Regions from separate parts of the Homo sapiens genome. Here regions 2 and 3 are each linked to region 1. A link is a contact called in ENCODE Hi-C or POLR2A ChIA-PET data. All regions are on one chromosome and are shown on one strand. The core of a region is the stretch at or near the end of the contact, and the rest is flanking DNA. Distances in the headings are between cores, read along the strand shown.

Evidence for each region. A loop is a pair of places that touch in the nucleus more often than their neighbours do. ChIA-PET counts read pairs that join two places held with the same protein, here RNA polymerase II (POLR2A). Pooled maps may share reads with other maps.
Region 2: a loop to region 1 is called in a map with no recorded cell type, with 2.5 times the contacts of the local background. The contact joins the enhancer-like site here to the promoter of EPDR1 in region 1. A Hi-C loop is called at or near these places in 3 of 168 maps with a recorded cell type or tissue (chondrocyte, endothelial cell of umbilical vein and mammary epithelial cell), 7 of 37 single-sample maps with no recorded cell type and 6 of 50 pooled maps. POLR2A ChIA-PET finds 5 or more read pairs at or near these places in 2 of 52 experiments (A549 and Panc1).
Region 3: a loop to region 1 is called in a map with no recorded cell type, with 4 times the contacts of the local background. The contact joins the promoter of TRG-AS1 here to the promoter of EPDR1 in region 1. A Hi-C loop is called at or near these places in 1 of 168 maps with a recorded cell type or tissue (GM12878), 11 of 37 single-sample maps with no recorded cell type and 11 of 50 pooled maps. POLR2A ChIA-PET finds 5 or more read pairs at or near these places in 3 of 52 experiments (A549, K562 and WTC11).

Annotation. Positions count from the first base shown.
Region 1 is chr7:37,918,320-37,922,161 of GRCh38, reverse strand. It overlaps EPDR1 (ependymin related 1), which reads right to left and starts at 1,522. Exons shown (of 3, transcript NM_017549.5): 1 at 954-1,522. The coding sequence starts at 1,222. RefSeq lists a silencer at 828-1,277.
Region 2 is chr7:38,310,037-38,313,641 of GRCh38, reverse strand. It overlaps TRG and the pseudogene LOC103689914. Among named protein-coding and RNA genes, the nearest start is that of TRG-AS1, 30 kb to the left of the region's middle. Within about 2 kb of position 2,166, at least 20 of the 41 ENCODE cell types and tissues checked have a DNase peak (open chromatin) inside an H3K27ac peak, as active enhancers do.
Region 3 is chr7:38,339,720-38,343,414 of GRCh38, reverse strand. TRG-AS1 (T cell receptor gamma locus antisense RNA 1) reads right to left here and starts at 1,994. Exons shown (of 4, transcript NR_040085.2): 1 at 1,616-1,994. It also overlaps TRG and the pseudogene TRGV6.

The DNA.
Region 1 (3,842 bases), core at 273-2,772:
TTGCAACTCCTAATGATGCAAATGCCATAAAGAGAGGCCAGTGAGAGGAACACACTTAGGGGGAACGGCAGGGCTCTGGAAGGGAGACAGGTGGTGATCCCAAATTAGAAATCAGGTCTTAAAGGGGCCACAAGCGAGATGACATCTCAAAAAGAGGGTTTCCTTTGTCACAACAGATGTGAAAAGGTGAATGGTCAGACCAATACTTAAAAGAAACTTACAGCTTTGCCCCTGTAAGCGATACTGTGCAGCCATTAAAAATAGGAGGCAAGCTAATAAAATGGCAAATAAGAACATATAAGGGACAATGTTAAGTTAAAAAAAGATTCAGATAACGTATGGCTTTTGATCATAGTATGTAAAATTTGCTTTAAAATAAACAAAAAACTTAAAAGGAGTAGACCAAAATTTTAATGCTGTAACAATTTGCTAAGTTTGTGGGTGAAATTTTCTTTTTATCACTTTCCCATACCGTTTGTAATCTTGCCATATTCTTTTAAAATACAAAAAGTATTTCTTAGAAAATACATATTCTGCGTGCCTCTCTAGCAGATGTCTCTAGAAAGAAATGAGATAGCGCAGAAGACACGCCCTAGACTGCAGGGGGCTCCATGAGCCCAGAGCCTGACTCAGCAGCGTGAGAACAGGGGCGAACCTGGGCATGGGGCACTCTGCAGCTTGATCCCGCCCTGGATGGGTCCCTTCTTTACCTGCCACCGCCTCGCTGGGTGTTACTGAGTCCCCCGCCAGCAGGCCGCCCTCGGTGGGCGCAGCGCCCCTCCCAGTCCCGGACCATGCTATCCCCAAGAGACCCTCCTCGCGAAAGATCTCTCTGGGAGAAGGGAGGAGCTGCAAGGGGCCGGAAAGAGTTACAGGGCGCAGGCCTCTGCGACCTCGCCCTCCCCATGCCCGCGCGGCTCCCTACTCCCGCCCCGCGGGCCGATGACCTGTACCTCTTGCAGGGGATCAGCGCCTTCCTCTCGTCCAGCACCCGCACGCGCTGGTTGAGCCCGTCGTAGGAGAGCAGGGCGCGGCTGTTGCGCCCGCTACTTTGCTGGTACATAACCTGGCGCCCCTCCCACTGCTGCGGCGCCTGGCACGGGCGCGGGGCTCCCACCGCCCCCAGGCTGCACAGGCCGCACAGGGTCCAGGCCCAGAGGCCGCCCAGCAGCCAGGCACCCAGGGCGCCCGGGACGGTGCGGAGGGGAGCGCGTCCTGGCATCGCGGTCAGCCTTCCCCGGCCCGAGGGCAAGCCCAAGCCCAAGGGGGCGCTGAGGCGTCCGGGATCAGAGTGGCTCCCGCCGGCTCTTTCCGCACTGTGCCGGGAGTGTGGTCTGGACCAAAGTGCTTCCTGTCCCTTCGGTGGCCTCTGCCGCTTTTGAGATCCGGACGCGCGAGTCCCGGTAGCCGGGACCAGGGCCCGGGGAAGGCTCCAGTGAATCGCGCGGGAGCTATTTCTGCCTGGGCCACTGCCTGCTGCCACTGCCTGCTGCCACTGCCTTCTGCCGCTTCGGTTTTCACTGCTCACTGCTGCCAACAGGAAATGCAGTGGCAGTGGTGCCACTAGCATCCTGGGAGGCATCGTGTTTTAAGAGGGGGGATGGGGGGAGACTGTGCTGAGAAGTGTGTTTCTCCACTAACTTCAGTGTTCAACAGGTAATCACACAGGGAGGGGCAAGTTCAAGGTCAAGATAGGAAAAGCAGAGCTGCTGCGTTTGCTGTGCAAACGTTTGCCCCGCCTACATTGCCCCTCGACAAAATTGCAAACTTCTTCCTCCAAATTAAAAGTGGAAAGACGAGTCTTTTCCTGAAGAAATGATACTAGCTATTCATCATGGCCGCTCCTCAGCTCCCATTCCCAGTGAAGAGTCTAGGAGACTAGTAGACAGCCCCTTGCATTGGGCCTAGGACTCATGGACATAGCCTCAAGGTCACATTGCAGTGAGACTGCTCCTCCCATCGCCTGGCAATACCACCAGCCGAGTGGTTTGGGTGTCTGGGGGGTTTCGCTTCTTCAAGAATAAGGTTAATTGGGTTTATAGTTATGTAATGTTAGGATCTATAATATGGAATGAGCGAGGCTCACACACCTGTAGTCCCAGCTACTCCTGAGGCTGAAGTGGGAGGATCGCTTGAGCCCAGGAGTTAGAGGTTGCAGTGAGCTATGATCATGCCACTGCACTCCATCCAGCCTGGGTGACATGGCGAGACCCTGTCTCTAAAAATATAGTGATAAAGTATGAAATCAAGAAAAAAGAAAGGAACTAAAAAAATGTATAGCGTCTTTCCATTTGAACTGCATTTCAAGGATGATTAAGATTGAGCCAGGTGAAAGTGGGAGATAACATTCCTGAATGAAGGGCATAAGGACAAGAAAAGAATAATGCTGGGGTTCAAGGACAAGGTAGAGGAGTACTCTGAAGCCATAGCACTCATTTTAAGGAATTTGTCATTGATATTGAGGACTGTGGGAACTATCAATCAATGTAAAGCTAGGGAGGAGCATCATCAGGCATATGCTTTAGAAAGCCCACTTAGACAACAGAAAGGGTAGGGCCAGAGGGAAGGCAGGGAGAGGAGGAAGCTACTGTTATCATCCTGGAAAGAGATGATCCTGACTCAGCTAAGGCAGCGGGAGTGGTCATGGAAAGGGTGGAAGACAGGTGGGAGCTGTAGAGAAGCATTTCAACTCAGAGAGAGAGGTTTCTGGTTTGGGCCACTGGGAATCCAGTCCTGAGTGAGGAGAGATGATCAATTCATTTTAGGATTGGTTGATCTTGAGCTGACTGTGGAGTATTAAGGTGGAAATATCCAAGGGACAGCTGGATAAATACTTCTGGAAACCAGCAGAGCTTTTGGATTAGGAAGCCATAGGTACATAGGTGGTAAATGAAGCCGAAGAGTAGAACAGTGGTTCCTGGGGAAATTTCACATCCCCCTCCCCAGCAAAGAAACATTTGGCAATATCTGGAGACATTTTTGATGATCACAATGTAGATGGGGAGGAGGCTACCGCTGACATTTTGTGGGTAGAGGCCAAGGATGCTACTAAACTTCCTACAATGTGCAGTACAGCCACCTCCCCTCTCCCAAATGAAGAGAAAATTATCTGGCCCCAAATGTCCTAAGTGTTGGGGGTGAGAAAACCTGGAGTTCAGGGGAGTGTTGAGTGTGAGAAGAAGGATTAGGATGGAGCCCCAGAGAGCTCCAGACATTTAAAGGATGGGCAAAGAACAGGCACTTGAGGAGACCAAAAGGAGTCACCAGAGAGAAGCCACTGAATGAGGCAACTTCCCGAGCCTTGTTAAATAAATGTAAGGCATGGAAAGAATGGACTGAATGCTGAAGTAGGGTGTTCTAGAATCACAGCCTCCCTGGAAGTCCCGAAGAGGAGGGACAGTTGACAGGTTTTCCTGATGCATCCTTCTCTGCTGCCCCCTGTCTGTCGAACCACCAGAGACACTACCAATGGGCCGAATGGGGCAGGCACAAAGCTTTAGGAAGAAGGGCTCTTCATTTCCTCTTACCTTTTCTTAAAGGGCATGCCTCAGAGAACATCAGGGAAGCCCATAAGACTTTGTGACTTGGTACTTACATAGTTAAACAGATGCAGCAGGTTCAAACTGGCTGCAGAAATTTGAGCCCTCTCCGAGTTTGCCCTGCTCAGATTCATAGGAAAAGTGTAGGGTAGTTCAGCTCTTTCTCTTGCTCCCCAGGTAGGAACTCCAGCTGAAAATCTTTTTCACCCAGTGAAGGGTTTAGACTCATTGGAGTTTACTGCTAGAAATGGCTTGAGATGTCATCTGGGCTTTCCTCCTCATGTGATATTTTACTAGCCTGGC
Region 2 (3,605 bases), core at 917-3,416, 390 kb before region 1:
AAAATGTGTTGGTTAGAAGGACCTGGAAGGGGCTCTGCTTGACTACTTTTTCTTTCCTCTTCTCTAACAACGTTTGCTTCTTGTAAAAAGCAAAATCTTACCTTTTCTCCTGTTTCCTACTGATCACTGTGCTGAGCTAAAGAAAATGTTAGTGATTTGAATGCTCAAGGCAGCTTATTGGGCTTGTATGTCTTCCTGGAACACTAGGATTTTTCAAGCCTGTAGATCAAAGGTCTTGGGAAAAAAGAAACAACTTTTTTCAGTGAGCTAACTGAAATAGAAGAGAATGGCGACTCCTACCCACACCTCTTGGATCCTGGACATCAGCTCTGGCTGTGGGGCAAATGGCACTGCATATTGGCCAATGTGGGGAGGATGCAGCCAACTTAAGGCCCCTTTTCAGGGAGGGAACGCTGACCCCACGCTCCTATTTCCCAGCTGCCTGCTGATGTTTCCATTTTCTACCCCCAAACAACACCTGCAGGATAGGGAAGACCATCCATGCAGCCCAGGGCGGTCAGACTTTTAAGGCAGAGTTATGTGGAAAATGGACTTGGATGAGCCAAGGAGGAAATCCTGCAGATGGCCCAATAAGTGGATTATGTTTGACTTCAGATAAGTAGGACAAGCTAGGGAGCCAGAAGGTTTTATTAGTTTTGTTTCACTTTCCACAAAACCACCAAGGTCCCATCTCCAACAGAACAGGATGTGTGACTGTTCCTTGAGTAAAAAAACAGGAAACTGGACAAATCTTGAGAGATCATCATTAATTAGTACTTCTTTAGTTGATTTCTTAATATGGAGGAGCATGTAGATTATTAATAATGCTTTTGTTCTTGAGTTAAGTGAAGGAGTCTTAGGTATTTGTTGACTCATTAAATAAATCACCAACATGTAGTAGACTCAAATAAGAAACATAAAAGTGATACACATTTAGATAAATGATTATAGTGCTTTATGCTTGTAGTGCTTCATGAATCGATAGTATGATTAATCCAATTGTGCTCGTAGTGTTCTTTACAACAACTAAGTTTAAAATAGAGAAACAATCTCAACTCTCATTAGATGATTGAGGATAGAGAAATGCCTGTCACGTTCATGTCAAGTAGAATTTATCCCCTCACCCCTGTTGCTATAATTGATGTGTCTCTTCTGTAGATCCCTAATTTAATTTCTTGTCACTTTTAAGTCAACTTTTAACTAGCAAATTAGCAAAGTGCTAAGGGATTCAGAGAGATTGAATCACGTGCTATACTTTACTGTAGTCCCGTTCTCTTTATATTTTACTTATAAACTAAAGTTACAGAGTAATTATCAAAACTCCATATTTGTGTTCTGAAATTGGCAGAATTTGAATTTGCAGTCCATAGGTCAGCAGATTTCTCTGACTTTCCTTATTTTCTTTGCTTAGCCACAGAAAAACAGAAAAATCAGTGAGTTTACATGCACAGAATTAAATGTACAGACTATTCTCTGAAAGAGCTCAGTTCTATGTGAAAATGAATAATGTAATAAATATTCTTATGAGTGTAGTAATAGTAGCTATTGTTTATTGAGTACTTCTTATGTGCATGGCACTTTATACTGCATGCTTTATGTCATTTGAGCCTAACAAAATACTATCATTATTATTATCTCATTTTTATAGATATTTTCTTTTTTTAATAAACTCTTTTATTTGCACGTTTGTGTCTTGGGTTATTCGTGGGGTGAGAAACCTCCACACTTCCAATCCCAGCCATCTGGTACAATCTGGTGTTGTGGTCCAGCTGTCGGCAAAGGGTAGAGGTGGGTGCAGGGCTGGCCCCCCAGTCTGCACCAACCTCTTCAGAGCAGGGAGCTCAGACCATGGTTGTACTTGCACTGCTTCAGGGCCTCGCTGAAGCCTTCACACAGGGACAGGTCACTCTGCGTGGTCGAACAGTCCAGGAACTGCCGGATCTCGTAGGCGCAGGACCCCATCTGCAGGGGCTGGGGGGCAGCGCGTGTGGGGGTCTGCTGGGCAGCAGGCTGGACGGGCTCCGAGCTCCCCCATCTGAAGGCTCAGGTCAGGGCGCTGCCCATGACGTGTCCCACAGCCGAGCCCACGGCTACCCCTGCGGCCATGGACGCCATCTAAGCCATGAGGCTCGGCTGGCCGGAAGGGGCGGAGATGGGGCGGCTGCCGGAGGCGGTGGCTGTGTGGGGGCAGGTGGGCAGAGGGCGCGGCGGGAGGGGGCTGGGTGGTCGGACCGCCGCGCTGCGGCTTCCCAGAGACATGGTGGCGGCGGAGGGACCCGGGCGATCTTAAATGACAGCGATGGCGGCAGCGGTTCTGTCGCGGGGACAAATGCCCTTTATAGATATTTTCTAAGTACAGATTTGAGACTTTGATAAATTAAGATACTTGATAGTAAGCAGCGAGGCTGGGATCTGAATCCAGGTCTGTCTGACTACAAAATCTATTGCCTTGATCTCCTACAGTGATGAGAAAAACAAAACCAAACACGAACTTTTAAATAGAGACATTTCAGGGGGAAATAAAAAAATTTATAATTCGTTTTATGAGTTTTTTTTTTTTCATTTGCGGCCTTAAGCTCCTTTCCCCAGGGTCACATGAAGTTAGTTAAATTGATGCTAACGGTGTTTACTTACAGACAATCTGCAGAGAATTCTCTACAGAGAATTTTCTTATGCAATCAAGTTTTTCTGACTTCTGGGTTCTAAGATTTTTTTCTTTTTTTAACAAGAAAAAAAAGCGTAACCAAAACTGTGTTTATTGAGCAACAGAAAAGCAGCGAGATGGAACACAGAGATATTCCCCCTGATTATCACCTTTCCGCTGCACTCCCTTACCCTCAGTCCGCTGGGGAGCACAGAAATGTTATCCAAAGGTGGATGGGAAAGGGTGGAAAGGCTGAGACCCAACTGCAGCCTGGCCTGAGATGGCCACATCATGTTCTGCTTCCTGCCTGGCTGCCCAGGGAGGGCCTGGATGGGCAGAGGGCCAAGTCAGTGTCAGGCTGGGAACTTTACATGCTTTTCTCACTTAAATATTGTCATCTCCTTTCTCAGAGGAGGAACCAGAGATTCAGAGAGACTCTGTAGCCTCCAAGATCACGCAGGCATCACTAGTAGCAGAGAAGGGATGTAGAGCAAGTGTGACGGTCCATAAGACTTACTCTCTTCCCACCACACCACACTCACCCAGCAAGAACTGGAATAAATGACAAGGGAGGGAAGAGGGGCTCAGACTTCTCTGTATATTCACAAGGATGTGGAATGTGTTCCTGTAAGCGTACCCAAGTTGGGAATTTGGTCCTTTAAAGAAAAAGGTTGAAGCAGGAAGACTTCCAGTTTGCTGGATGAAACATAATGCAGCAATCAAACAGCCCGACTCTTTTGAGTGAATATCAATAGGAATACCACTATACCATTCACTTGTTCTTCAAAGGAAAAAATGAAACTAATGAGTCCTTGATTCCATGACATAGATAAATGTTCTGAGAAGGAAGAAGTTAATGGATCACTGGGAAGGCTTCATAGAGCCAGAAGATTCAAGTAAAAGTCTTGCCAAACAAGAAAAGGAGAAAGTTCATTTTTGTCACAGTCTGGTTGCAACAGTA
Region 3 (3,695 bases), core at 745-3,244, 420 kb before region 1:
ATGGTACATATGGGTGCTGACATTCTGGTAGTTAATGTACTAAGCACATTGCATGCACATTTTATTTAATCTACACAGAAACTTCATTAAGGGTTTAAAGTACCGTTGAATGTAACATAAGAAATTGGGGGGTTAATTAACATTCCCTAAGTCATATACTTTAATTTAATAATGATGGCAATCCAAGCTCTGTGGTTCTGAAAATGAGATTTGTTAATTTGATTTGCATTCCCCCATCTTTAGGAGTACTAGCAATATTTGACAACGTTATAGGTCATTTATAGTTCTTCTTTTGAGAATCGCCTTGTGATACTCTTTGCCTATTCTCCTTTTGGAGGATTAATTTTTTCTTATTGGTTCGTAAGAATTAATATATACTATTTTAGAGATACTGACCCTTTATCCAATGTGTTGAAGATATTACTCCTCATGTGTTATTATTTACATTTGGCACCTATGGTGAATTGAACTTTGAAAAATAAAATAATATCTGTCCATTTTTCTAGGGTGTCTAGTTTGATGCCAGGCTTAGAAAGGCCAATCTCACCTAGAACTTCTATGCAATTCATCATCGTTTAAGTCTAATGATTTTCATTTTATTACAACTAAATCACTATTTGTAACTAGTAAGGTAGAAATGCAACAATATTTGTTTCCATACAGTAAGTCAATACCAAAAAGAGAACTTATTAAATAATTGACTATTTCCTTGTGAATATTAATATATCACTTTATCACATGATAAAATATTACATACATGCAGCTCTCTTACTGCATTTTCCACTGTGTTCCATGAATCTTCTCATTCTAGTGCCAGTATTGCCCTCTCTTCAGCACTGTAGCTTTATAGTTCTTTTCACATTCTGATGAAGTTTCTCTCATTTTTTTGTTTTAAGAATTTTCTGTGCATTCTAGTGTGATCTCAATCCTCTCCCTTCCCAGTTTTAAACCGTGAGACTTCTGTCCAGCAAGACTTTTTCACGCTCCAAGGCAGGCAAGCTTCCCTCCTTCACAGGGACCCGAGAACTCAGCTTTCAGAGCTGTTCCTGCGGAAGCCTCATGTCCTCCACGTGTGCTCCAGAGGCAGAGGGAGACCAACTGGAGCCCCTTCCCTTTCTCATTCCCAGCTGTGATGACAGCAGAAACTGCAAAATTTGAGCTAGGACAACACAACAACCAAGAGAGACATTGTTCTACATCTCATTATGCATATTTCAAACATGTGTCTCTATATACTTCTTACAGAGGTGGTGGTAATCTGTGCATGCCCTACTGAATTTTCACAATTATATTACTGTACTTGTTTTGTCCCCTTATTTCCATCTGTGAATCCAGGTGCACTGCAGATATTAGTCTGCTTTCTGAGGGTAGGGATGACAAATAAAATATACAATACCCAGGGAATTTGGAAGTTCAGATATATAACAAGTTTTTAGTTCAAGTATGTTCCAAATATTTCATGACATGGCACCCAGTACTACTTTAAAAACAAACAAGCAAACAAACAAACTTACACTCCTACTTTAATGAACAAAAATTGTCTAATAAAGAGATCACACCCACAGGATTACAGGCACCCCCCCCCCCGCCCCCCGCCACACACACACACATTTACCTTAGAGCAGAGTCCAAGGCCCACCAACACACATGATCCTCAGTCCTTTTAATAAAGAACATTCAACCCTCCTCAGAGTGGCCTTGGGCAGTTGCCTCCAAGTGTCCTTGCAGATGTGAAAAGGAAGTTGGTTCACAGCCCTAATCAGAGGCTTCCTGGCAGGACAAGGTCCTGGCATCAGCATTAGCTGCTGCAACTCTGAAGGGCAGGGTGTGAGCCTGCTGTGGGACTGCCCCCTCCTAGGGCTGGGCCTGCTGACTCCAGGGGTCAGCTTTCCCCATATCTGCACTCCCTCTGCTGGAGGCCTGAACTCTCCATGCCCCTGGCTCTCTTCTGCAGAGGGCCTGCTCTCAGCTGCCACAGAGGGTGCTGCAGAACTGGCCTGAGCAGAGAGGCAGGAGCTCCTCTGCAGGTCCTCCCAGGCACCACCCTTCTGGAAGGAAGGCGTGGGAGTCCCCTAAGACACATCCTCAGTCACTTCTCCCTGCTTGTGACTCAGGAAGACCAGCCTTCCCCACTGCCTTCTGTGCTAGGGATCACTTCCTTGTTGAGTGGGACCTGAGTTTTGAGAGGATCTTCTGCTCCTGTTCATCTGGGCCCTTTCTTTCAAGACCCCAGAGACGAAGGCATGTGGTGGGCCCTAGCCCTGCTTCTAGCTTTCCTGTCTCTTGGTAAGTGTGCTGCCTACAGAGAGGCTCACAGGTTGGGTTTTGTTTTGGATTTTTCTTCTTTAGCAAGGGACGCCATACTAAGGAATACCTCATTATATTTTATGTTGTTCCCATTGCAGCCAGTCAGATATCTACTAACTTGGAAGCGAAAATAAAGTCAGGCACCAGGCAGATGGGGTCATCTGCTGTAATCACCTGTGATCTTCCTGTAGAAAATGCCTTCTACATCCACTGGTACCTACGCCAGGAGGGGAAGGCCCCACAGCATCTTCTGTACTATGACATCTGCAACTCCAGGGATATGTTGGAATCAGGAGTCAGTCAGGAAAGCATGATACTTATGGAAGTAGAAGGATAAGCTGGAAATTTATACCTCCAAAACTAAATGAAAATGCCTCTGGGGTCTATTACTGTGCCACCTAGGACAGGCAGAGTGATTCAGACCTGCTCTACACCACACTGAATATCTGTCTTGTGGCTGCTTCTGGTACACAAGAGAGAGCCGTCCCCTCTCATTTCCTGCCCTGAATTTACTGTATTCTGTACAAAGAGAAACAGCTTAACTCCTGATCTCCCCCCTAATATTACACTCTCCTGTCAGCAGCTGTACCCTGTTCCCCACCCTCCCCCAGGACTTTCCTGAAGACTAAGCTGCCATCTCAGCTAAGCCTCAGCTAAGCAGCCTGGCTGAGAGCAAGGTTTTCTCAGCTCTCCTAGGACATGGGGGAGGCCCACTCACTCTGTTTCTTAGGGTCCAGCTGTGAAGCGAGATATTTTGGACAGCAAATGGGAAGGGTATTTATACTGAATCATGTATCCAATCATGGTCCAGAGATCGCAGCTGAGAGTGCTGCTTACTCCTTATGTCTATAACAATATAGGCAATATTATAAATACCACTAAAACACTAGGCCTAGATATGCAGTTAAACACTCTCTCCCTCTGCCCTCCCTTTTATTCTCTCTCCTTTCTTACTTCCTTGCTTGCTTTTATTATTTTTTCTTCCCTCCCTCCCTCCCTCCCTCTCTCCCTCCCTTCCTTCCTTCCTTTTTTCATTTCTTCCTTCCTTGCTTTTCTCTCTCTTTCTTTCCTTTTTGGGTACATAATCCGAATATTTTTTCAACAAAATCATTTGAAATAATTTTTCTTTACATGTTCATGCCAACATTGATATAGCTAGTTTATTTGTTCAGTTTTCATTTTAAAATTTTAGACATTTGTTGTATTATTTTGTTTTGTTTCATATTTGTTTTGCATATGTAAACTATTTACATGGAACTAAAGTCATAATTTTAACGAAGATGCATTTGGAGATTTTAACTTACATTCTAGATTTCTTTTTCTCTCTCTTTTTTTTTTTTTTTTTTTTTTGAGACGGATTCTCAGTCTGTCACTCAGGCTGGAGTGCA